Linked DNA regions of Homo sapiens: region 1 is linked to region 2. A link is an interaction called in ENCODE POLR2A ChIA-PET data of the cell type or tissue named here. Cell type or tissue: PC-9. All regions are shown on one strand. Each heading gives the region's core, and the rest is flanking DNA. Links, peaks and the distances in the headings are about the cores only.

What was found. Peaks named below come from ENCODE experiments on the same cell type or tissue, not always from the same donor. Only the 100,000 strongest peaks of a DNase experiment are listed, where the experiment ranks them.
Region 1: POLR2A ChIA-PET joins it to region 2 with 5 read pairs; 1 of 35 experiments calls an interaction of 5 or more read pairs at or near these places.

The regions. Positions count from the first base shown.
Region 1 is chr2:239,270,758-239,278,107 of GRCh38, forward strand. All of the region lies in intron 2 of HDAC4 (histone deacetylase 4), which reads right to left. Among named protein-coding and RNA genes, the nearest start is that of MIR4269, 31 kb to the right of the region's middle. RefSeq lists enhancers at 2,286-3,063, 4,712-4,811 and a silencer at 4,960-5,168. In PC-9, for the core only: a CTCF peak has its summit at 5,029; DNase peaks (open chromatin) are centred at 3,754, 3,994 and 4,604; H3K4me3 peaks cover 1,936 bases; H3K27ac peaks cover 2,362 bases.
Region 2 is chr2:240,422,566-240,429,915 of GRCh38, forward strand. No RefSeq gene overlaps it. Among named protein-coding and RNA genes, the nearest start is that of GPC1, 9.4 kb to the right of the region's middle. RefSeq lists enhancers at 4,345-4,846, 4,847-5,346. In PC-9, for the core only: no CTCF peak of the experiment used is centred there; a DNase peak (open chromatin) is centred at 4,496; H3K4me3 peaks cover 482 bases; H3K27ac peaks cover 2,008 bases.

The DNA of each region.
Region 1 (7,350 bases), core at 1,560-6,559, 1.2 Mb before region 2:
GGATACGACAGATGTGAGCGTTACTGTGAGCAGCACGTGCAGACTTAAGTGGCTCTTAGTTCAAACCAAAATATGCACAGACCTCCAAAAAACCCCAGATACAGAGTAAATTATACACTGGTAGGCTAGCTTTTGGCAAGGAAAATACAGTGTCCGTTCCTCATTCAGAAACATGGCAAATATGTGCATTAATATTAAATATATCCTAATTAGTTACAAATCTCTGAAAATACTTACAACTCAAAGGACCGGGTTTATCTGATAGACACACAACCTTCACTTTTCTCATTAATTTGGAGCTGAAGGAAATGCAAGATTCAGAATTTAAAACCAGTAAAAAGGTTGGGGCTTAGTATGTTTTTTGGTGTTTTTTGAGACAGGGTCTTGCTCCGGTTGCCCAGGCTGGAATGCAGTGGTGTGATCACGGCTCACTGCAGCCTCGACTTCCTGGGCTCAGGTGATCCTCCCATCTCACACTCCTGAGTAGCTGGAATCATAGGTGCATGCCACCATGCCTGGCTAATTTTTATACTTTTAGTAGAGTAGGGGTTTGAGAAGGGGTTTTGCCATGTTGCCCAGACTGGTCTTGAACTTCTGAGCTCAAGCAATCCATTCACCTTGGTCTCCCAAAGTGTTGGGATTACAGGTGTGAGCCACTGTGCTCGGTCGGCTTAGTGTGTTTTTTGTTTACACATTCTAAGTTTTCAGTGCTGTTGTGTTTGGAATAATGAGGAATACTCAATTCACATGAAAGCAACAGTTCATCTTGGTGATTGTGTTTAGGACTATGAGAGCCGATTCTGCCGGCATCCTCCCTAGAGCTCTCCATCCCCCGATGTGGATCTCCGGATTATCGGGTAGACACTGTCGTCATCCCCATGTTACAGACACAAAGCCTGGGTGGCTGAGGCCGGCACAGCTGCTGAGTGAGAGTCCAGTTCTGGACCCCGAAGACAGGTTGCCCTTCATCCTTCCAAGACGTGGCCTCTCTCCTCAGGATGTGTGTCCCACATTCAGAGTCCCTGATGGCTCCACGTCCCATAATTAACCTCTCAACAGGGAAGATGTCCACCTGGAAGTTACACAGAGCTTCGAAATTTCCTGGAACTTGTGTTTCGAGTGGGGGAAAAGCCACTACAATGCTGCCATACTCAACAAGACCAATACAAGTCTCAGCAGACATCACAACCTGGCGCCAGATTCCAACAAACTCTGCACAGTAATGACAAAAAAGCACAGTTTCAAAAAAAATCAACAAAGAAACCCAGCTCTCTCTGTGAAACCTTCCATTTACTTGGCCACTTTCCCACGGACATTCAATTAAAAACAACTGTGGGAAAAGCGAATCTAGCCATTAGACACTGCAGAAGCTGGCTGGGCAATAAAATCTGCCTCTCTCCTAACAGCCCAGAGAAGCCTTTTAGCATTTACATTCAACAGAAGCCAAAAGCCAGGAGCCCCAAGAGGGGGCCCACATCATCGTTCCAATCCAATCCGAGTTCAATAAATGTCTCTGATAGGACACCAAAACACAGGCAGCAAAAGAAAAAAATAGCCAAACAGGATACCAGCAAAATAAAAATCTTCTGAGCTTCAAAAGACACCATCCAGAAAGGCAACCTACAGAATGGAAAAGAATATTTGCAAACCATATATCTGATCAAGGAGCTGTATCTAGAATATAAAGGGCCAGACAACTCAAACAATAAAAAGGCAAATAATCTAATTTTAAAATGAGCAAAGGATTTAAACAGACATTTCTCCAAAGATGCACAATGGCCCATGAGCATGTGAAAAGATGACTGTCATCACTAGTTGTTAACCTCAGGAAAATGTAAATCAAAATCACAATAAGATGTCACTTTCTATCCACAAGGATGGCCAGGATCAAAAAGATACAAGACCACCCTGACTGTCAAACCCAGCATCGGAACCTCTCGCAGCCAACCATCTGCACTCACCCCCAATGCACCCCTGCGCTGCTGCTGTGGGTGCCCCAGGCGATGCCCTCTGACTCTGGCAGAGCAGGGCAGGCAACTGTAGGGGACAAGAGCAGCAGAGGGGCTCACCTCTGTACCTCCCTAGACCCTTAGACAGGCATCTACCCTGGCCCTCTCGTCCCAAGCTGTCCCTATATTCCTGCAACGGCTTCTTCCCTCCCTAGCGACCTGGCCAGAGAGTTGCCCACGATGAGCGGCAGAGTCAGAGACCAGACCTGCAGGTCTGAGGGCTGAGCACAGGAAGGATAAATGATACCCCACACAGGGTCTACATCCTCATTCCCGGAACCTAGAAATACACCACCTTAGATGCTCAAACGGACTTTACACATGTGATTAAGGATACTGAGATGAGGGATTATCAGATAAATTCCGGGGACAGGAATTATACAAGGTGACAAGGTGTCTTGTCACAGCAGAGCAAGGAAGCAATCAAAGACTGCAAGGGTTATGTCCAAAAGACTCAAGGGCCAACTCCACAGGGCCTCGTGGATCAAGGAGGACAAGGTGAACATCAATGAGAGTAACAGCAGCAAAGGCCTAAAAGGCATGGAGCACACTTAAACCCACAAGCTCACAATTACACACAAAAACAAACGACAAAACTCACCAGTGACCTTCAGATGATGTAAAGCAACGAGCTCATTCCTCTGAAAGATGGTAAATAAAGAAAGCCTTTCCTGTGTGAGCCGAAGAGCTGATGAGGGCACTTCCTCTCTGCAGAAGTCTTTTACCTGATTCAGGAGTGAGTGTCTTGGATTATCACTCTGCAGCCCCCAGGAAGGAAGGAATGAAGCTAGACAGCCACCTTCAGGACCCGCTCATCACCCAGCAGAACGCCCACGCCCCCATGCCACAGTCTTGCCAACTAGCCCCGGTCCGGCGCAGGCTCCAGCTGCAACCGCCAGGTCACCAGAAAGAGAGGGAGGAGGAACTTGCTCAACACGCCACATGGACACAGGCAGTGAGAGCTCTGCCGTGGCCACACAACAGGACAAGCCAAGCTCCCCAACAAATAGACTGGAGAGCAAGAGGGAGGAAACGGCTGTGTCCATCACAAGTGACAGTGGCCCATTAGAACCCACGAACCTTACTTAACACTTATTTGAACAACAGCCACATACAAAAAGAAAAGAGACTGAAAACTTTTTGAGACAATGGGGATTTTAAATGACTGATTATTTGATGGATTCACGTGTTGATGTGTTAAAGCTGTGACAATGGTATTAGGGTCGCATGTTCGGAAGACACCTGCATGACGGTAGAACTGCTTTGGAACAATACAGTGAGGCAGGCCTGGCCCTGCTCAGCCATCGCTGAAGATGGGGACAGCAGCCTAGTCCGCTCCTTATTGTCTTTTCACTTTCGTAAATGTTTGAAATTTTCCGTAATAAAAAATGAAAGATAGCCAGTGAAGGTGCTAGATTTGGACGGGGGTATCACTCTGTTCTGTTTTGCTGTTTATTATTTGTTGCAAACATAAACCTGGGCTCACAATTGTGGAAGGTTACACCCTCCCAGCTCATTCAGAGAGAAATTTCAGAGCCAGGGGACCTCATGGCCACTAAGTTTCCACGATTCCCTGGAAGAGTCACATATAAACACACTTGTGATCATTACCAAACGACAGGACAAGCCCAGTGCACCCCGGCGTCCCCTCCCAGTTTTAAGGACGAATCATGTATGGGCCCCCGCAAGAGATGGGAATGAGCCAGGGCGCCGCTGGTCTCTAAGCCACGAGCCACAGCCATGACTAACTAGGAAACTAGGACAACAGCTACCATTCAACAGCTAATTCAACAACAATACAAGTAACCTTCACGGTAAAAACGAGAACCTCATTTGCCTACCTCGAAAATAACCAAAGCAAAGCAAGCCAGTGAAGCTGGGGGGCCCTGGGAACCCTACTTTCCCAGATGGCCCTCCACGGCGGGGCTCTCTCAGCCCAGCACAGTGCAGAGCTGTCACCGTGACTCAACGGAGGGCAAGCCTCATCCCCAAAGCTGCTCCAGAAAAGAAAAGGCTCAGAAGTCCCAGGTGGATGGCCCTTCCCTAGGCCTGGCCTGGCCCCCACGCTCCTCCCAGCTGTCCTTCTGACCCTGGGCCACTCCCCCTTCTGCTGCTCCTCTTGGTTTGAAGGAGGGGAGGGGCATGGTGACATCTCTTTTTAATTAAGGCTTTCTTACAAGTAATCTTTGCAAAGAGCCCTGTCCTGGAGTGATTTTGTGTGAGAGGGAAGAACAGATCAGCGGAGGGGCTTCCAACCATAAACATTCCCAGAGCTGCGAATATGTGCCCCTGGCCACAGGATTACACGTAGGAAGCCAGCACACGCTACGCTATCATTACCATCTCACCCATCTCCCGTGGCTGACGGGGATCGGGGGAAGAAAGGGTGGGGGCCGGCCGGAAGCCCCGTGGGCCGAAGCCACCCCAGGCCCTCAGCCCAGACCACCAGGCCGCGCAGGCTGGCCTCCTGAGGCTGTCCCTGGCAAGCCGCCCCACGCTGGAGCCAGGCTGCCGGCAAAGCGCTGCTCACTGCCGCTTTCTTCACATGTGGTTTGATTGACGCAAATCAAGAGGCAAGCAAATGATTCATAACTGTCCAAGCACAGGGCTCACCCAGAAACGGCAGGAGCCCAGACTTGCTGATTCACCAAGAAACGGCTTTGTGTACCGGAGGCGCTGTTGGTCGGGACGCTATCATGTATGCACACGGAGCTCTGCAAATGTGATGGCAGTGGCGATGTCATGGCCCACGGAGTGACAGCAGACCCTAACCCCACCAACAGGCAGCAATGCAGGGCCGCCACGAGGGGGACACACATGGAAGAACAGCAGCCACCGCCCCTGCCTGCACGGTCTGTGTGTGTGCGGGTGGCACACCTGGGTTCGGTACTGCCACCCTGCGACTCCAGGTCCAGCCTCAGAGTGAGGCTGGGGGCCTCTGCAGTGCCTGGTCCCACTCCCCACCCCTCAGGCTGCCAGGCACACCCATGATGCAAGAAGGCAAGATAGAACGCCAGGACCCCTGCCTTCCAGGAGCTCACAGGGAGGGGAAGACACCCAGGGGAGCCCCAGATAGCTCCTCATGGTGCCACGTGCCACCCTGAAGGTATGGGGCGGAGAAGATGAAGCTCCTCTGTCGCCTGCCTCATTTGGGAAAGCTTCCCAGAGGAGGAGAGGCCTTAAAAGGATGGGCGGGAAGGCACCAGGCGGTGGTGGACAGGCTCCGCCCAAGCAGATGGCCAGCATGCTCTGAGCCAGCGCAGGCCAGGGACCTCTGGGGCTGGGACTGCCCTGGGGCCAGGCAAAGAACCAGTGTTCCTCCACTGCCAGGGAGGACTGCGCAGGGACCTGACTCACGGCAGACACCGACCCCCACGCCAGCAAGTTCACTCTGGTGGCAACGCAGAGAACCTGAAGATGGCAGACAAGTTAGAGCAGCTGCACCAGTCTTACAGAGGCAGGGAGAGGCCCCGAACCAGAGAGCGGGTGCGGACCCTTGGCAAGTATGCCTTGGAAGTGTTGAGGGGAGAAGGCGTCAAGTCGTGGTCCCGCCAACAGAGAGGCCTGTCTAACTGACTCAGCAGCCCCTCTGCCTCCAGCTCCCTGTGTCTGGACCCCAGGCCACAGGACGGGGGCAGGAGTGGGACAGGCACCCGGGTTCTGCATGTATGGCCTGTGCCACCTTCAAAGCAGCCCTGACGGACCTCCCAACTAGGCCAGAGATTGCTCCATTGGTCATCAGTGCTGTTCCTGAAACGGCTTCACCAGTCATGGGGACCTAAGTCCCTCTAGCTGGAGATGAGACACCGATACACCGCAGACACCATCTGCTCTCCAGACACAGGCCACTTCCTGGACATTGCCTGCTGCCTGGACACTGCCCGCTGCCTGGACACTGCCTGCTGCCGGAACACTGCCTGCTGCCTGGACACTACCCGCTGTCTGCTGCCTGGACACTGCTCGCTGCCCAGACAAAGGCCGGCTGCAGAGGCCAGCAGAGCAGCAGAGCCAGGCGAGGCAAGACGGCAGAGGGAGGCCAGGGGGAATGACAACAGGCTCCAGGGTGAAGCCACCACCAAGTGATCAGGTCTGTGTATGAGTTCATTCTTCTTGCAACACTGTCTGTCACCGTGCCACAAAATCCCCCAACCCTGACCCCCTAACACACACCCCTCTAGCCCTTGGGGAACACCATTCGAGAGTCAGCTGTGGAGCCTCCCCTGCTCTGTGCAGCCCCTTTCCACTGCCGCGCCCTCCTGGGCCTGCATTTGCCCCTGCTGGTGGCACCTGGGACTCTGCACGGCACTAATATTTTGCAATTCTCTTAACCATTCTTGAAAGCAGGGACGGGGTCCTGCTCACCTTGGTGTACCCAGCACCTGGTATAGTGGGGTCCCGAGGTTAGCAGAAGGATCAGTAAAAGAAGAAAACATGTATTTGGAGGACAACCATGCTCCCAGAGCCGAGCCCGGTGAGCTCAGCTTCTGAAGCTCCCCAGAAATAGCAGATGCCCTCTTGTTCCCGGTCTGTCCAGTAAGGCCTTTCCAAAGGCACAAGGGTGAGAGGTGGGGAGAGGAGGAGCACCAAGCTCATTACCAGAAGGGAAGCTGGGGAAACGACAGGGAAGCCCAGAAGTGCAGACCCAGGTGGACAGGCCCTGGGCCACCACCCTGGGAGTACGGGCCGGTCAGCAGGAAGGAACATGTTTATGGTCTCTGCGCTGTTGGTGCCAGTCACGCCATGGTGGCCCATCGCTGATCATCACACGTTCTGTACTCCGGAGCAGGAACCAGGGTCTCAGGGCACTTCCACAAGCTCACCGGACATGTGCCCACTCTCACCGCACGCATCCCCGGAACCAGTGAGGCCAGTTCTAGCTGCCTAAAAGGGCCACACAGCCGCCCAGCCTGGTGTAGCCACAAGGACCCTGGCTTGATAATGTCTGCTTTGGAAAGACACTTCCAGAACGCCCAACAGCGCTTAGCAAACTCACACAGAAAACACCTGCGTTCCACAGCAACTCCACCCGGGCCGGGACCCAGGCCTGAAGCAGTTCCTACTACTCAGGTTCTCAGATCTGCCGGAAACAAATAACTGAGAATACTCTCCGCTCAGCAGGCCCCAGTCATACGCCCCAGTCACACACCCCAGCCACACACTCCAGCCACACACGCCAGCCACACACTCGGCTCCCCGTCTCTCCTGAGCAGGCCAGCCACACACCCCAGCCACACACCCCAGCCACACACCCTAGCAACACACTCCAGCCACACGCTCCAGCTACACACTCCAGCCGCACACTCGGCTCCCCGCTGGTGGAGGCCACCTGGAGGCTCAGGGT
Region 2 (7,350 bases), core at 1,614-6,613:
TACCTAGAATACCTGGATGTCTGAGAAAATATCAATTCTCCCAGAACTAATCTATGAGCTCCAGACAATTCTCATCCATTATTTATGGATCTTGACGGATGAATCCAATGTTCATCTGGGGGAGACACTGGAAAGAATAGCAAGAAATTTTGAATAAGAAGAAATGTACATCCTACAAAACTACATTATTCAAAACAGTGTGGCCTTAGCCCAGCAATATGCAAAAAAGATCCAGGGTGAGTCTAGAAACAGGCCAGTGTATGCTGGAATGAGTATTTACTGGCATTTCACATAAGTGAACAGGGGAAGGAGGAAATATTTGCAACACAGATTCCAGGCAAAGAGCCTAATCTTTAATCCATAAAGACCTCCTCAAAAATCAATACCAAAAAAAAACAACAAAGGTGAAAAATGGCAATGGACTTGAATAGACAGGCCATAAGAAAACCTGACAGTGGCTGGTAAATGCATGAAAAAATGTTCAGTTTCCCAGGGAGCAGGGAGTACAAACGGAAACACTCCCGGATCTCACCCCTCGAGCCTCAGGTCAGCAACATCGAGAGGTGTGATGACCCCTGCTTTGACAAGGGCATGAGTCACCAGGGACTGTGCCTGACTTTGTCTTTTTGAAGGACATTAGGCCACCTCTTTAAAATACTGAAATGTGCACCCTGTAACTCAGCAGATGTGTTTCTCATCATCTGTTCTATAGAAGCCACCGCTGCCATTTTAATATCACTTTGTTTGAAATAAAAACACTCTTGAGCTGAGGCATGGTAAAACAGAGGCTGCAGCCCTTTTCTGGAATAGTGACAATGGGTTGGAACAGAGGTGTGGGCGGAGCTTTAGGCCCTGATGTGGAGAGGCCACCAAGGCTCGCTCAGGGTTCAGTTAGAAAAACAATGCCGCACACAATGGGCATCAGATGCTTGAACAGGGCCATTTACGAACCAGAGAAAGTTCTAGAAAGATGCGCCCACAGTGGCTCACCCTGATCACTCTGGGTGAGGGTGTGAATGGGAACCCTCTTTTTTCTTTTTCATATATTTCAGAATGTGATGTGTTCTATTTTAACCACTACTAGAGATTTTTCAAGCTTTTCAAAAGCTTCCAGTTCTGGTTGTTGGTCCCAAAAACTGGATCCTGTGGGACAACACGGTCTTCAGCTGATCTAGCCCTGCCTCCAACCAGCGACAGTCCCTGGCACCTGCGTCTCTGCTGCTAACCCTCCTGATGAGTGCGCCAGGAGTATTCCGACCAGTGACAGTCCCTGGTGCCGGCATCTCTGCCACTAACCCTCCTGATGGGTGCACCAGGCATATGGCCTCCGACCAGTGATAGTCCCTGGCACCGGTGTCTCTGCCACTAACCTTCCTGATGGATGCACCAGGCGTACGGCCCTCGGGCCTCTCGCGTTCAGCCCAAGCTCATTGAGTGGAAATCCCCGGGTTACCAGCCCTCCCACTACCCTGTACCCAATGCCACTCCGGGTGCCACGCGCCAGAGTCAATTTCCGCCCAACACCACGACTGTGTGTGGCTCTGGCATTTCCAACCACTAGGAGGGCAGGAGGGCTGGCCAGCAGGCGAGGTCTCTGTGTGTGATTTTGAAATGCCTTTTCCCACAATGGCAATTAAAGTGCAATGCCTAATTCTGGACAGCTTCAGAACGAGCTTTAGAAATGGATGAGCTTTAGAAATGGTCACGTAGCAAGAAAATCTCCTTCCAGAAAACCTGCAGGCATGGAGGGAGACTGAGGTGGGGCTAGGGCTGGGGCTGAGGGCTGGGTCTTCCTGAGGCACTGTGGGGGCAGAAAGCAGGAGGCTGGCTGGTGACTGACGCTGCAGAGGAAGACAGAAAGCTTGCACTTTCTCCACGATTGTGTTGAGCAACATTCTAAACACAGTCCTGAGGCTCTCAGTGAATACAGGAGTCTTCACGTTGGGGACAGAATCTCGGAGGGCAGGCCTGTTGGTCTGGACCAGGGGCATGGGGGAAATGTCCAGGCCCTTGGGGCCACACAAGTGCAGTGCCCGGCTCCGCCAGATTCACACTTTTCCAAACACCCCTGCTCCTTCTTAGCTTGAGGGTTAATGGCAATGCCACCTCACGTGGTCATTCATTCATTCAACAAGCATTGGTCACTCCTACAACAACCACTCACCACCCAGCCGTGAAGACCCGAGTCTCAGCGGGCACTGCCCCACCAGGCACATTCTGGTGCTTCGGATACAGCAGAACCAACAGCTGCCCTTGCCCTGGTGATGCAGTTACCTTCCAGGGAGAGGAAGCCAGCTCATCCATGAAGAGATGATTTCTTAGGGCAGCTGGTGCTGGTGAGGACACCAGGCGGGAAGCCCAGCCAGCAGTCACTCTGTGAAGCGGCTTAGCGGACTCTGCCTAGCCTGGTGCCCAGCACCTCTGACCCCGCAAAAACACGCACCCATGTGCCCCTGGTGGCAGAGACAAACACAGCTACAGCAGCGCTCTTGAAACCACACGATTGTCCAGCCACGGTGGCCTGGGCATGGAGACCACAGGCGCTCACAACGGAAGGCCACCTGAGGACGAGAAGTGGGCAGCAACGCAGGTGGTGCTCAGGATCGAGAGACCGAGGTCAGCGCCAGGGAGAGTGCCAGGCCCGGCGGCCCAGTCCATGGGTCAGGGTCGAAGGCAGGGCACCTGTCCTGTGGCAGGGGAGCTTTGGGCAGGGGGACTTCAGGGTGCAGGACAATGTGGAGAGGACGTGAGGGGTCCCTGGGGCAGGGCATGCTCTGTTTCTCAATCTGGGTGCACTTTAAGAGATGCAAATTCATCAAGCCCTACCGTCAGGCTTGCACACTGATCTGCGGTATACCACACAGCGTGGTGACTCACACCTGTGATCCCAGCACTTTGAGAGACCAAGGCAGGAGAATTACTGGAGGCTAGGAGTTCAAGAGCAGCCTGGGCAAATAACGAGACCCTGTCTCTACAAAAAAAAAAAAAAAAAAAAAAAAAAAAATTAGCCAGATGCGGTGGTGTGCACCTGTAATTCCAGCTATTCAGGAGGCTGAGGCAGGAGGATTGCTTGAGCACTGGAATTCAAGGATGCAGTGAGCTATGATCGTGCCACTGCACTCCAGCCTGGGCAACAGAGCAAGTTCTTGTCTCTAAACAACAACAACAAAAATGGTTAAAATATCACGGGCAACACCTTGGAAACCAATTCATGCACAAGGATTGAAGATGCTTCCAGTTCACTCAGACCTCTGTAAACTGTGGCAGTTCCACCTGTCCAGAGTCAGCCCAGTGTTCCTGCTGGGTGGGAGGGAGCCAGGGCTTGCCTGCTGGAGACCTGGCGCCTCCCCTTCCAGGTAAGGGCTCTGTCTTCAGGGTCTGCCCACCTTTTCCAAGGCATGAGATGATGGGAGGGGAGGATGTCGCTGGAGAACGTAGTGATAAACAGGGAGGTGACAGGGCAGGGACGATCACAAGCTGTTGTGAACTTGTGTGAATTGTTAATACTTAACCTCCCTGAGCCAGGTGCTTTTCTATAAGCTGGATGCAAACAGACCCACCTCTCAGGGAGACTGTGCACATCTGAGACAGTCTTCAACTGCGTTCCCCCAAGAAGCAGATGCTGAGACAAGGTTCGTTTACTGGATGGTCCCAGGAAACAGCAGCAGGGGCGTGAGGAAGAGATGAGGAGGGAAGTAGCAGGATGGGTGATCGGTGCAGCTCACTGTGACCTGGCTCAGCCACAAGAAACCTCAGGAGACAGCGTAGAGCAATGGTCAAATAAAAACGACCGTGGCCACTGGTTCAGAGAAGCTCCTGCCCCAAACCCAACACCCAGACCAAACCAGAATGGAGTCACTCATGCTTCATGTCACATCATCAAACTGAACTTAGAAAGGGCCCCTTTTCCCAAAATGAAGAGATTCACCGCAGCCAATCAGTCTACCTGAGTCAGGAGACTCAGGAAGTCCCTCCGTGTTAGTCTGACAAGGAAAGTGACCCCACAATGCCCAATCACTTGCTGTCCTCTTATTTCTGTTTCTTCAGCCTTTTCTGCCTGTAAAGCCCACCTCTTCCACTCAGCTTATGGGAACACCCTTCCTAACTCTCCAAATGCGATGCTGCCTGATTCGTGAGTCACCAGGGATAGCCAATTAGATCTTGCGCGAGTCGGCTCTTCCATTGCTATGAAGAAACACCTGAGGCTGGGTCGTTTATAAAGAAAAGAGGTTTAATCAGCTCAGGCTGTAGAGGAAGCACAATACCATCATCTGCTTCTGGTGAGGGCTCAGGAAGCTTCCACTCATGGTGGAAGGCAAAGGGGGAGCAGGTGCGTCAACGGCAAGAGCAGGAGGAAGAGAGAGAAGGGAGAGGCCCTAGGCTCTCTTAAACAACCAGCTTTCTCGTGTGAACTAACTCAGCGACAGCTCACTCATCGCCAAGGGGATGACGTCAAGCCATTCACTAGGGTCCCACCCCTGTGACCAAACACCTCCCACAGGGCCTCACCTCCACCACTGGGGATCACATTTCAACAGGAGATTTAGAGAGAAGAAACTTTCAAACCATATCAGATCTTAACTAAATGTGTTGAAAGTTTGTTTTGTAACAGCACACACATGCCTGGGTTTCCAGCTGTGTAGCAGGAACTGGTGCCTGTCCACCAGCTAAGGGATACGTCTAAGTCATTTTCTTTCTGCCACTTCCAGGTTACTCTGCCAGGGGACCCAGGGAAACCCAGCAGGCAGCGGTCACTGGCGACCTTGAGTGTGGAGAAGGGAGCGAGGAGGAGCCTGGGTGGACACCTGCAGCACCTGCTTCAGAGGCGAAGTGGGTACAGGTACTCACTGCACTCGCCTCCCTGCACTGGGTGGGTCCTCATGGGTGGGCTGCCATGGTTCTGTTGCAGGCACATGTGATGTGTGGTGGCAGTGGGAGGTGGCCAGGTGGCTGGATTGAGAAATGCAGCTCCCAGCCACCTGGCCACTCCAGCCTCATGATGCTGAGGTTAAGACAGGGTCGCTCACTGGGGGACGGCGCCTTGCCTCTTTCTCTGCACCTCCAGCAGCCTGAACTATGCCCACTTGGGAAGGACGAGATCGTCGGACGCTGGGAGAGGCTCCCTCCATGTCAGGCCTGCTCTCGGGCTCCACGTGGATAATCAGCTCCACACCTCATCCCTCATGGCAATTCTGCTTGGCTTTGGTTTCTACTGAGGTAAAATTCATGTAACATAAAATTAACCACTTTAAAGTGTCCAATTCCGCAGCACTTCATCTGCTCACAGTGCTGTGCAGCCTCACCTCTGTCTAGTTCCGAAACATCTCATCTCCCCACAAGGAAACCACTAAGCAGGCTCTCCCCATCTCTCCGTGCCTCCAGCCCCCACAACCACGCACCTGCTGTCTGCTGCTGTGGGTTCAGGGGAATGTGAAATGCTGGTTATTTCACAGAAATGGAGTCACATAGCCTGTGACCTTTGATGTCCAGCTTTTTTTACTTACCGTGATCTTTCCAAGGCCCCTGCACACTGCAGCAGGAATCGGTGCCTGATTCCTTTTTATGGCTGGAGAACATTCCCTTGCATGGATAGGTCAGTTTTGTCTGCTCATTGGGTGGATATTTGGGATGTTTCCATATTTTGACTACTGTGAATGGTGCTGCTGTGAACATCCATGCAAAAATTTTTGTTTGAATACTTGTTTTCAATTATTTTGTCCATACCCCTAGCTGTATGTTAATTCTGTTTTACTTTCTGAGGAACCACCAAACTGTTTTTACAGTGGCTAAGCCATTTCATGTTTCCACCAGCAATATACAAGGTTTGTCATTTTCCCACATCGTCGCCGACACTTATTTTCCGATTTTTGGTGCTAGCTATCTCGAGTGTGGTGTGTGACATCCTGTTGCTCTGATTTACATGTCCCTGATGACTAGTGATACTGAGCATCTTTTCATGAGATTATTAGTCATTTGCATATCATCTTTGGGAAGGTGTCTATTCAAATTCTTTGCTATTTTTAAAACTGACTTTTTGCTGTTGTGTTGAAGAGTTTTTTTTTTTTCTTCTGGAAACTAGACATTCATGAGATATATGATGTGCAAAAAAATCCTACCATTCTGTGGTTTGTCTTTTCACTGTTTTGATAGTACCCTTTGAAACACAAAGGGTACTATCAAATTTTCATAAAGTCCAATTCTTCTGTTTTTTTCTTTTATTGCCTGTGTTTTTTGTTTCATATCCAAGAATCTCTTGCCAAATCCAATGTCATGAGATTTCCCCAATATTTTCTTCTAAGAGTTTTTGCTCACTGGGGGTTTTGGTCCATTTTGGGTTCCCTGTTGTGTATGGTGTGAGGTAGGGTCTAGCTTCATTTGTCCCTGTACCACTTGTTGAAGAGACTACTCTTTGTCTCATTGAATAATCTTGGCATCCTTGTCCCAAAAAATTGACCACAGGTGTGTGGGTTTGTGTCTGAACTCTTCTATTCCATTTGTCCACATGTCCGCCTTCATGCCAATATCAAACTGTTTTGATTACTGTAGCTTTGTACTGTAGTAAGTTTTGAAACTGGGAAACTGAGTCCTCCAACTCTGTTTTTGTTTTTTAAGACTATGTGGCTATTCAGGGAATATCCTTGTTTCATGCCCATTTTTCCTCCGAGAAAATGAAGAGAGAAGAAGACTGAGTGACCTAAGGGGGTGGCTCAGCTGGTCAGCACCAGCAATGACAGAGGGAGTGACGGGGCTCAGGGGCCAGAAAAGGAGCAGGATGTCCATAGGGCAGAGGTCCTGTGGCTGTGCCTGGCCCTGACCCAAATCTACTGTCCTCACCTGGCTGACAACCCTGCCCTCACAGGCTGCAATCACTCTGCTCATGTGACACTTACTCAGGAAGCCCTGCACCTGCCTGAGAGTCACCTCGCCTCCCTAAAATGAGGCCCAGAGGCCAGGTGTCTAAGCCTCCCTTGGCCGCCCTCCCTGGGCCGCAGCCCCAGGTCTGGGGAGCACTTTGGCCTGAGGCCCTCTGGAAGGGCAGGGCTTCCCTCTGTCACCTTCTCAGGATGCCTTTGCCAGACTTTCGTTGAAGGTAGGGGACCAAGGCCAGGTGGGCTGGTCAACGCCACCTTTAGGGAGGGGCCTCGCCACCACTAGTGCCTGCCCACTCCCCAGCACGGGTGGGCCAGCCAGAGCTGACCCGATGTGGCTGAGCTTGGCTGTAGGTGTGACCCATGGGCCAGGCCATGGTTGCAGGGTGTGGTCAGGGCCTCTCCTCCTCCCTGGTCCTCAGCCGTTGTCTACGGCTTCAGCCTCTCCTCCTCCCAAGTCCTCGGCTGTGTCTTGTTCCAG